Regions from separate parts of the Homo sapiens genome. Here region 2 is linked to region 1. Evidence: chromatin loops called from intact Hi-C (ENCODE). Cell type or tissue: PC-3. All regions are shown on one strand.

The links. Hi-C counts contacts between places; a loop is a spot of excess contacts. Peaks named below come from ENCODE experiments on the same cell type or tissue, not always from the same donor. Only the 100,000 strongest peaks of a DNase experiment are listed, where the experiment ranks them.
Region 2: it touches region 1 in a loop (2.3-fold over the local background); 23 of 110 quality-filtered maps call a loop at or near these places.

What each region holds. Positions count from the first base shown.
Region 1 is chr4:168,916,163-168,918,662 of GRCh38, reverse strand. All of the region lies in intron 17 of PALLD (palladin, cytoskeletal associated protein), which reads right to left. It also overlaps a transcript of CBR4 not described here. Among named protein-coding and RNA genes, the nearest start is that of CBR4, 93 kb to the left of the region's middle. In PC-3, a CTCF peak has its summit at 1,113; no DNase peak of the experiment used is centred here.
Region 2 is chr4:168,832,091-168,834,590 of GRCh38, reverse strand. The region is part of intron 10 of PALLD (palladin, cytoskeletal associated protein); the gene reads right to left. It overlaps LOC124900809 (a long non-coding RNA gene), which reads left to right. Exons shown (of 2, transcript XR_007058361.1): 1 at 1-1,854. Among named protein-coding and RNA genes, the nearest start is that of CBR4, 180 kb to the left of the region's middle. RefSeq lists an enhancer at 2,048-2,500. In PC-3, a CTCF peak has its summit at 1,379 (motif pointing left); no DNase peak of the experiment used is centred here; H3K4me3 peaks cover 2,131 bases; H3K27ac peaks cover 506 bases.

The DNA of each region.
Region 1 (2,500 bases):
GCAATTTTCAAGTATATAGTACATCGTTATTAACTATAGTCACCATGTTGTACAACAGATCTCTTGAACTTATTCTTCCTGTCTGAAATTTTATATGCTTTGACTAACATTTCCCCAACTTTCCCTCTCCCCGTCTAGCCCGTGGTAATCACCATTCTATTCTCTACTATGAGTTCAACTTTTTTATATTGCACATATAAGTAAGATCCTGTAGTATTTATCTTTCTGTGCCTGGCCTATTTCACTTAACATTATGTCCTCCAGGTTCATCCATGTTGTCACAATGACAGGATTATAATTTTCCACTGTGTGTGTATGTATGTATATATATATATATCTCATATTTTCTTTATTCATTCATCTGTTGACACTTAGGCTGATCCCGTATCCTGGCTATTATGAATAGTGCTGCAATGAACATGGGAATGCAGATATTGCTACTGATTTCATTTTCTTTTCTTTTTTTTTTTTTGTGGGGGAGACGGGGAGTCTTGTTCTGTTGCCCAGGTTGGAATGCAGTGATGCAACCTCTGCCTCCCAGGTTCAAGTGATTCCCCTGCCTCAGCCCCCTGAGTAGCTGGGACTACAGATGCATGCCACCACACCTGGCTAATTTTAGCATTTTTAGTAGAGATGGGGTTTCACCATGTTGGTCAGGCTGGTCTCAAACTCCTGACCTCGTGATCCGCCCGCCTCAGCCTCCCAAAGTGCTGGGATTACAGGCGTGTGCCACTGTGCCCAGCCTCTGATTTCATTTTCCTCGGATATATAAGCACTAGTAGAATTAACTGGATCATATGGTAGCTGTACTGTATAATTCTTAATTATAGACCAAAAATGAATACACACTCATATATATATAAAATATATACAGACTGAAACACAATTTGTGTATTTATACTGTAAAAAATAAATAATGATCCTAAGAAATAAAATATTTTTGTTATATTTATTCTTTTTATACATTTCTATAATCCCAGATTTACTTTCTGAAGAAACAATGCCCAAATCCTCTAAGCAGCCTATATTTGTGTTCTCATATTCCATACAGAACCAGCAGAGGGAGCCCAAATAACTTTTTAAAACCTTATCCATATTTAAGAGTTAAACTAAATTTAAGATCAGTAAACAGGGGGCAAAAAAGAAATCAAACAAAAAATTTTAGAGCAGTGTTTCTTAAATATTTTTTCCCTAAACTCCTTTGAGAAATGGATGAACGTTATCTTACACACATAATTTTGTAGGTAATTTCAGAGTTCAAACACCTAATGAAGCCTGCCTACCCAAGGACCTTGGGTTAAAAAGCCTTGCTGTAGGCCGGGTGTGGTGGCTCATGCCTGTAATCCCAGCACTTTGGAAGGCCGAGGAGGGCGGATCACGAGGTCAGGAGTTTGAGACCAGCCTGGCCAATATGGTGAAACCCCGTCTGTACTAAAGATACAAAAAATTAACTGGGCGTGGTGGTGCGTGCCTGTACTTCCAGCTACTCAGGAGGCAGAGGCAGGAGAATCACTTGAACCTGGGAGGTGGAAGCTGCAGTGAGCTGAGATCACACCACTGCACTCCAGCCTGGGCAACAGAGGGAGACTCCGTCTCAAAAAAAAAAAAAAAAACCCCAAAAAAACAAAAAGCCCTGCTGCAAAACAGATGAAAGAAAGATGTCCCTCTAACTTATCTTAGAATTAGAAAATGGGGGCGGGGCACTGTGGCTCACACCTGTAATCCCAGCACTTTGGGAGGCTGAGGTGGGCGGATCATGAAGTCAGGAGTTTGAGACCAGCCTGACCAACATGGTGAAACCCCATCTCTACTAAAAATACAAAAATTAGCTGGGCCTGGTGGCACATGCCTGTAATCGCAGCTACTCAGGAGGCTGAGGCAGGAGACCCAGGAGGCAGAGGTTGCAGCGAGCCGAGATTGCACCACTGCACTCCAGCCTGGTGACAGAGTGAGACTCTGTCTCAAAAAAAAAAAAAAAGAATTAGAAAATGGGAGGAATAAAAGTCAGAGTAGATATATGGATACAAAATTTGTATGAAAAAAGAATGAAGACATGGTAGATTTATCATATTTATTATTTCAACATTTAAAGGGATAAATAAAACCTCCTGATGACTTTCTAGAGTAATGTCATGTAGGGTTCTGAGTAAAGAACATATTTAATTTAGATTTAAAGAATCATAGTAAACAATATATAAATATCCGACGTATTTCACTTTTTCCCCCCCTTAAGCTAGAATCATTTCATTTTTTGAGACAGGGTCTTGCTCTGTCACCCAGGCTGGAATTCAGTGGCTCGATCATAGCTCACATAGCTTCAGCTCCTAGGCTCAAGCAGTCCTTCCAACTCAGCCTCCCAAGTAGATGGGACTATAGGCACACGCCACCACGCCTGGCTAACTTTTGTATTTTTGGTAGAGATGGGTTTCTCCATATTACCCAGGCTGGTCTTGAACTCCTGGGATCAAGCGATCTGCCCGGCTTTGGACTCTAAAGTGCT
Region 2 (2,500 bases), 84 kb after region 1:
TAATTTTTGTATTTTTAGTAGAGACCGGGTTTCACCACGTTGGTCAGGCTGGTCTCGAACTCCTGACCTCGTGATCTGCCCGCCTCGGCCTCCCAAAGTGCTAGGATTACAGGTGTGAGTCTCTATGCCCGGCCTATTGTTACCTTTAAAAATATTAAAAGTCAACTAAAAACTATCTAGAGCTCATAAGGATCTACTGAAGCAACACTAAGGCTACTATGAGTAGGACACCTGTTTATTGTTTACTAAGTCAGTGGTCCTCACCTGGGACAGACTGGGCCTGTCGTTATTACATTATTTAAAGCAGGTGAGCTACCACACCATCCCAGCTATCAGAATTTTATGATTCATGAATTCCAACAATCACAATAAAAATAAAGCTGCATTATTTCCAACCATCCCCCATGCTCCTCACACAGGGCACCAAGTTTTCACATAGCCAGAGATGGTGTGGATGTTGGCATATTTTGCTACTTGCTGTACATGCCCAGTTTCTTAATGAATGCGGTCACTGGGAAACCAACCCCACTCCTTTTTCTAATGACAAAGTACAAGAATCAGTAAAAAAAATAAGTAAAGCTTAGGGATTGGGGGAAAAACTGTTTATTATCTAGCTCTTGTCTATCTCGTATGTTTATGGTTCAAGGATGTGCTATTTATTAACTGCCTCCCTCAAGTTATAAATCTTACACTCACACAAAGGCATAGGGGTACATTAGCTTCAAACTATCTCCTATATCCATTGATCTAAACAGACATGGGGAAAATCAAATTAACTCAAACCTCTTATCTAAATCAAAGTCTGCCAAGTCTGAAGGGGGAAAAAAATTGTTTTGGGGGGATGTGAAAAAAAAAATAGCAAGAAAGATGCTGTCTTTCTAGAAGCAACCCAAACCCAAATCCCTGGACAATTCTCTGGCTATCTTTTCCTTAGGTAGTGGGAGTTAAGGAGACAGTCCTGACAGGAGCCTGCATAACACAAATCAAGAAATTATCCTCACAGCCAAGGCTGGTGACACCATTCCTTAACCTGGCGGAGGGGAGCTTTTCAAGGCTTATGAACCAGGATCATATTATTCCATGTCTCTGAAGCTTGGGTCGGTCCCTCTGTCCTTTTCTCGTGCTAGTTTCTCTGTGATTACGCATTAAAATGTAGAGCCAGTCATCTCTGGCTCCTAGAGACTCCCAGGTTGATGAATGCACACCCGTCCTGGAATTTCGCCTGAAGACCAGTAACGGGACTCGGTGTGCCCGGGCCTGTTCGGGGCACGCAGCGCAAGACCCGGCTCCGCAGGGTGGGAAGATGCCCGAGCCCAGGGAGACCCGACCGAGACGCCCCCTCTCCTGCCCAGCGCGCCCCCTTCCGTCCCCAGCAAGAGAGCAAAGGTCCCAAGCCTCAATCCGGGCTCAAGCGACCAAACCCCTTTCTAGAGTCTGGACCACTCACCATTCGGGACAGAGCTGCCCCCAAAAGTTAAAATGAGACAAACGGGCGGGAAGCCCCCAGCCCCGGGGCGGGGCCGGCCTAGAGCCCTGCGCTCCAGCTTTGGGAGCTCACCCAGGCCCGGGGAGGGCCAGCCTGGCTGCTCACGGGACCCTCCCTTGTTGGCCCGGCCGTGGCCGGGAACCCACGCGTGGCCGGTGCGCGCTGCCAGTGCTGCAGCTGAGGTTCGGGTTCGGCCCGCGCCCGGCGTGAACAAAGCGGCTGCCAAGGCCTGGGACTGAGGGGACTGAGCCGCCGGCTCCACGCCGCCCCCAGGCCCAGAAGAAACACCGACTGCGGGCCGGGCACAGCACCCGGCCGGGGAAAGGACGCCCCGAGTTACGCGCAAACTTCCTTTGAATGGCGCCCAGGTGGGGTGAACCATCCCAAAGAAAGGAGGATGGGCTTGGGAAGGGAGGGCTCGGCTCAGGTCGGGGGGACCCCTCCGTCCCCACCCTCTCCCCGCCAGCTGCCAGGGAATGATGTCATCGCCTCTCCCGGCCCTCACCCCTGTCTCTGCCAGCCCCGCTTTCTCTGCTCTCCCACCCCAGGTCTGACCCCTCAGGGAGCGTGGCCAAGATTAAGAGAGGGGCGGGGGGCCGTGGGGGTGCGAGGTGTTCAGAGAAGAGTTAGGAGAGCGGGAGGGATCGTCCGTGGCAGCAGAGCATCTTCTCCCGTCTGGGCCCTGCCAAGATGATGCAGACATTCCTATCTGGAGCTCCGCTTTCAGGGATCTGTGCTCCCGCGGGCCGGGGGAGGGAGAGGGCTCGGGAAGGAACCGGCCGGGTGGAAAGTGCGCTGACGAGTCTCTTGTCCTCCCCGCCCCCACCCTGTCCCGAGCCCTGCACTCCCGACTCGCGGCCCACCCTGCACGCTGCACTCCCTTTAATTCACACATTTCTTCCACCAGCCTCAGGGCCGATTCCCCGCGCCTACCTCGGCTCTCCGGGCCGCCTCCCGCTGCTGCCCGATTCCGCGTCCGGAGCGAGCGGGAGCTGCAGCGGGCTCCGCGGACCG